2 separate regions of the Homo sapiens genome follow, and region 2 is linked to region 1. The links are chromatin loops, found by intact Hi-C in ENCODE. Cell type or tissue: right lobe of liver. All regions are shown on one strand. Links, peaks and the distances in the headings refer to the core of each region. The heading gives the core; the rest is flanking DNA. Region 1 has its middle 26 kb from the start of BCAS1. Region 2 has its middle 190 kb from the start of DOK5.

Region 1 (2,919 bases), core at 114-2,613:
GCCTTGTTAAAGTTTCCTTTAACAAGGTCTGGAGTGAGCCTGAGAATCTGTCTTTCTAACAAGTTCCAAAGTGATGATGTTGCTGGAAAGGGACTGCACTTTGAGAACCACTGACGTGTACTTTAGACTTTAAGTCATCCTGGTGAGACTGAGTTGTGGGAATAAATTATCCACAGGTGAAAAGAGCCAGAAGGCAGGTAAGTAGAAAAAGAACAACAGACGACAGGGGGAGAGGAGGATGTGGAGAAAGTGAAGATCTCAACTGGATTTCTAGGTGCTGCTCAAGGCCACCCTCTGTGCGAAGCTCCCAACCCAAAGGGTCCTTCCCTGCTCTTGGCACTCAGGTGGCAGCACAGGTGTCCCACACTGTATGTTTAGCTGTCTGTCTCCAGTAGGCTTCAAGTAAGTTTTCTTTCTTTCTTTTTTTTTTTTTTTTTTTTTTGAGACAGGGTCTCACTCTGTCCCAGGCTGGAGTGCAGTGGCACGATCTCCACTCACTGCAACCTCTGCCTTCCAGGCTCAAATGATCCTCCCAGCTCATCCTCCTCAATAGCTGGGACTACAGGTGCACGACTCTATGCTGGGTCAATTTCTGTACTTTTTGTAGAGACGAAGTTACGCCATGTTGCCCAGCCTGATCTCAAACTCCTGGGCTGAAATTATCTGCCCGCCTCAGCCTCCCAAAGTGCTGGGATTACAGGTAAGCAAATTTTCTCAGGCTGGGAAATAGAAGAGTCTTCTCCACTTTCCCACCTGAGCAGCCGGCACTGCGAGGGGTATGCCCAATTGTCACTGAGAAAGGGAGCAGTGGAGATGGCAAAGGGGAAGAGAGAGGAGAATGAGAAAGGAAGAGAAGGAAAGAAAAAGAGAAAGAGATCATACAGGAGAATCTCCAGGAGAATCTCCAGGAGCTGATGAAAATGCGACTTTCAATCCAGCTTGTTTGGGGTGTGGCCAGAGACCATGCATTCTAACACTCCCCCACATTGATGTGGAACCACTGGTCCCTGGCCTGCACTGAGGTAGTGACACTCACCAAATACCCTCTCTTTACCTACTCACATTCACAGCAAATACTAAGACCTCTAGCACAGCGGTTCTATAACACAAGTGCACCAGAATCACTGGAGAGTTCTTGAAGACACAGATGACTGGGCTCATCCTTAGTTTCCAGTTCCATCCTGTGGGGTGGGACCAGAGAGACTGCATTCCTGACAAGTACCCCCAGGTGACACAAATGATGCTGACATTTTGAGAACTGGTATACTAACCAGCAGGACTTTTTTCTTGCAATTTCTATAGCATTAAGTGACAGATACAGCCTCTATTGATTCCAGATGTTAATGGTTTGGGGTGCTGATAAAAAAGAAAGCTATTTTTTTTCTCTCACAAAACCCCAGGCAAGAGGTACACCAGGCCCTGACCATCTAAAATATAATCCAACTTCACCACCTGCTGGTTACTTCAAGAAGTACATATAGTGGCTGAACATCCTGTTTGAAAACGGCTCATTGCAAATTAATCTTGGCAAACATAGTGCGATGCTAGACACTAACCACCACTATTTTCATCTTCATTCCTCTAGGAAATAAATATGATTTGGGTGGTTATAAAATCAGTCCCCCGATTCACGGATAACTAACATTCGGTAATATTTCCAATGTGCCAGACATCTGCCCTTTGACAACTGATGTACATGAACTCTACGGAAAACTGAAGTGCAGGGAATTTAAGTAACTTGCTTAAAGCCACACAGAGAGAAGTGGTGGTGACCAGGCGTGGTGGCTCATGCCTGTAATCCCAGCACTTTGGGAGGACGAAGCGGGCAGATCACGAGGTCAGGAGTTCGAGGCCAGCCTGGCCAACATGGTGAAACCCCATGTCTACTAAAAATACAAAAAAAATTACCTGGGCATGGTGGTGGGTGCTGTAATCCTAGCTACTCGGGAGGCTGAGGCAAGAGAATTGCTTGATCCCAGGAGTCGGAGGTTGCAGTGAGCCAAGATCGCGCCACTGCACTCCAGTCTAGGCGACACAGCGGGACTCCATCTCCAAAAAAAAAAAAAAGAAAGAAAGAAAAGAAAAAGAAAGAAAAAAGTGGTGGAGACAAGATTCAAACCAGTTATTCTGCACCCAGAGTCCCACTCTAAATCCCCAGGCTAGGGTACTTCCCCCCAAAATAGCTAGAGGTAATATCCACTTAGTAATTTTTTAATTAATTAGCTCATTCCAACCAGAAACATAGCATTGGAATATACTTTAGATACAAACTTGTTCACACATTTATTTTATACAGAAAAAATCTGGGGCACAGAGAGGTGAAGTGACTTGCCCAAAGCCACACAGCAAGTTGGTGACAGATCAGCAAAGTCGCCTAGGCTCCTTTGGACACAGCACACTTTCAGCAAAGTTTCCTAAGGGTTTGCAGGGCTCCAGCATTGGGCTGTGCCCTGTGGCAAAAGGAGAACTGGGAATGTGCCCCTGCCCCTGGACAATTAGAGGTTCTGATAATATTTGGGGGCTATGACTCTGGAAATAATGAGTCCACTCATTAAAAAAATATAAAGGGTCCTTCACATTTTCTTTCTTTCTTTTTTTTGTTTTTAAGACAGGGTTTCACTCTTGTTGCCCGGGTTGGAGTGCAGTGGCACAATCTCGGCTCACTGCAACCTCCACTTCCTGGGTTCAAGCAATTCTCCTGCCTCAGCCTCCTGAGTAGCTGGGATTACAGCTGCCCATCACCATGAGTGGCTAATTTTCTGTATTTTTAGTAGAGACGGGGTTTCACCATGTTGGCCAGGCTGGTCTTGAACTTCTGACATCAGGTGATCCACCTGCCTCGGCCTCCCAAAGTGCTGGGATTACAGGGGTGAGCCACCATGCCCGGCCTTCACATTTTCTATTCCACCATTTAAAAAA
Region 2 (2,919 bases), core at 157-2,656, 570 kb before region 1:
TGTATCTTTGTTATTGTAAATACTGAGCACAAGTCTTGGTAATGAAATCACACAGTGTTTGTGGACAAAACTATGGACAGGACGCAACAAAATATTGACTGTTGTACTGGGATCTGACTAGTGCGACCACGTGTCCCAGTTTGCCCAGTACAAGGGTTTTTTCCCCAGCCTTGGGATTTTCTATGCTATAAGCAGGAAAGTCCAGGGAAAGCTACGATAAGTTGGTCATGGTGAGAACAATCTTTATGCAGCATTGGCTTCGAACCTATCTAAAATAATATCATTAATAGAAACTAATGTTTATTGAGTGATAGCCCTGTACCAGGCACTATCCTGAAGACTTTACATTTATTACATTTATTACACTATTTAATCCTCGCAAGAACATTATTATTATTATTATTATTTTTTTTTTTTTTTTTTTTTTTTTGAGATGGAGCCTTGCTCTGTCGCCCAGGCTGGAGTGCAGTGGCTTGATTTCGGCTCACTGCAAGCTCCGCCTCCCAGGTTCACGCCATTCTTCTGCCTCAGCCTCCGGAGTAGCTGGGACTACAGGCACCCGCCACCACGCCCAGCTAATTTTTTGTATTTTTTTTTTATTAGAGACGGGCTTTCACCATGTTACCCAGGGTGGTCTCGATCTCCTGACCTCGTGATCCGCCCTCCTTGGCCTCCCAAAGTGCTGGGTTTACAGGCGTGAGCCACCACACCCAGCCAAGAACTTTAAAAGGAAGGGATGATTGCTATTCCCATTTTAAAAATGAGGAAACAGAGATGCAAATTGTTTAACCTACCTAAAGATTAACAGTAGAAGCAGCAGAGCCTGGACCCAAACCCAGGCAGGCTGGCTCTGAAACACAACCTCCTTACCAGGACTCAGTGCTGCCTCACTCAGATCCCCCAGAGATGTTGGGCCATGTGAGCCGAAGTCCATTTGCTGCTTGGGCAGCTGGTCCCCTACTCCTCCATCTGCTGTTATCTGCTGATATGCGACAGAACTTTCATTTTATGACGGTAAAAGAGAAGGGGATTCTTGGCCGTGCAGAAGCTTTTTAACTTGATATGATCCCATTTGTCCATGTGACTTGTAGATGTAGACACTGTATTTGTTTCTTTTTCTTGCTCTTTTCTTAGAGACAGGGTCTCACTATGTTGCCCAAGCAAGACTCACAACTCCTGGGTTCAGTCCATCCTGCCTCCTCAGCCTCTGGAGTAGCTGGGACAACGGGTGCAAGCCATTGCAGCCAGCCGGGAAGGGACATTTTATTCATGAGTTATTTTTGTAGTTTTCAACTGGGGAAATTTTGTTTACGGTGATTATACCTGGTGGGGGTGCTACTGCCATCTAGTGGGTGAAGTCCAAAGATGCTGCTAAGCACCCTGCAGTGCGCAGGGCAGCCCCCGCCGCAGAGAATGAGCCAGCTCAGGTGATCAATAATGCCGAGGGGGAGAAAGCCCACCTTATCTGACTCCTCACAAAGTCCTACAAATCACTATTTTACAAAGTAGGAACCTGAACCTCAGAGAGACCGAGGTCCCGCTAAGGGTCAAGGAACCTGTAAGCAGCAGAACAGGAACTGGAGTCCGGGTCTATCACCCAAGCCCACACTCTTTGCTGCCCAGTTCTGGACAACTTTATATCCTATCTGTGGGCAGAAAACACACCTTTCTGCCTGCTCTGACTTGCCGCATCCTGTGGCGGGATTGGCATTTAGTACTTAGTACTTGTCCATTAGCAATTTGATAATCTAATAACAGCCAAGAGAATACATAGTTATATTTGTATGCCAATCCTTCCCCTTCTCCAGTCTTATCAGCCACATGTCCAGGCTGCTTCTTAACTGCCCATGGTTTCAACTTTAGCTTCTATTCTCACCAGTTATGAGAACTTGAACTTAGCTTCCCCGAGCCTCAGGCTCCTCCCCTGTAAAAGGCAGATGTGCTTTCCTAATAGGCTTGTAGGGAGGATTAAATGAGATAATTCCTCATCACCTTCTGTGGCACAAAGGAGAACACACAATGATATATCAGCTCTTGTCATTCCAATTTCTAGTCCTCTGGACAAAAAAAAAAAAAAAAAAACTGGCTCAAATAATAGGTGAAAGTTGTTTCCATTTATCAGTGATGAATAGAGCTTATATTATGATTCAGGACACAGAGAAATATACATGAAGAGATACACACTGAAAACAAAGTTTCACAAAACATACTCACCATTATCAAGTGTGATTCACTCTGATATTTTCTGTCTTATTTAGAGAATGATGGTTGCAACACATTAAATTGATTTCACCCCACAGTTTTAAAAAGAGTACATGCTGTATAATTCCATCTATATAAAATTCTAGAAAAGACAAAACAATTGAGTGAGAAAGCAAATAAATGGTTTCCTAAGGCCAAAGGGTGGGGGGAGTTGATTATGAAGATTTAGGAGGAAACTCCTTGAGGTGATGAAATGATCTAAATCTTGATATCTTGTTTGTGACAGTGGTTATGTCACTGTGTACCTTTGCCAAAACTCCTCAACTACACTTACAAAAGACCAGATATTATGTCAATTAGAACTCTATGAAGCTGATTGTTTAGAAGAGCATTATGATAGTAAATGCCAATGTTTTATCCTATCTGATTTGGAATTTTTTAGCATTGAAATGACATAGTATAGGAAGTAAGTATTTAGGAAGCCAGGAACCCTTCACTATTGATCAATCCTCAAAATTGATAACTGATGGTGCTCAGAAAACTACCCCAAAATCTGGCACCTTAGCACTTGTGAAAACAGTAGAAGCAGGAAGGTATCTCTTACTTTCCACCTCATCTTTCCTGAAACAGGACATAAAACCTAGGAAAGTCACTGACATTCTCCTTCCCTTCTCCCTCAAAGACCTGATAGGAGGGATGTCACACAGAGAATCCAAG

What was found. A loop is a pair of places that touch in the nucleus more often than their neighbours do. Peaks named below come from ENCODE experiments on the same cell type or tissue, not always from the same donor. Only the 100,000 strongest peaks of a DNase experiment are listed, where the experiment ranks them.
Region 2: a loop joins it to region 1, with 4 times the contacts of the local background. A loop is called at or near these places in 4 of 110 quality-filtered maps.

The regions. Positions count from the first base shown.
Region 1 is chr20:54,095,447-54,098,365 of GRCh38, reverse strand. No RefSeq gene overlaps it. Among named protein-coding and RNA genes, the nearest start is that of BCAS1, 26 kb to the right of the region's middle. In right lobe of liver, for the core only: a CTCF peak has its summit at 1,455 (motif pointing left); no DNase peak of the experiment used is centred there.
Region 2 is chr20:54,667,165-54,670,083 of GRCh38, reverse strand. No RefSeq gene overlaps it. Among named protein-coding and RNA genes, the nearest start is that of DOK5, 190 kb to the right of the region's middle. In right lobe of liver, for the core only: CTCF peaks have their summits at 1,147 and 1,362 (motif pointing left); no DNase peak of the experiment used is centred there.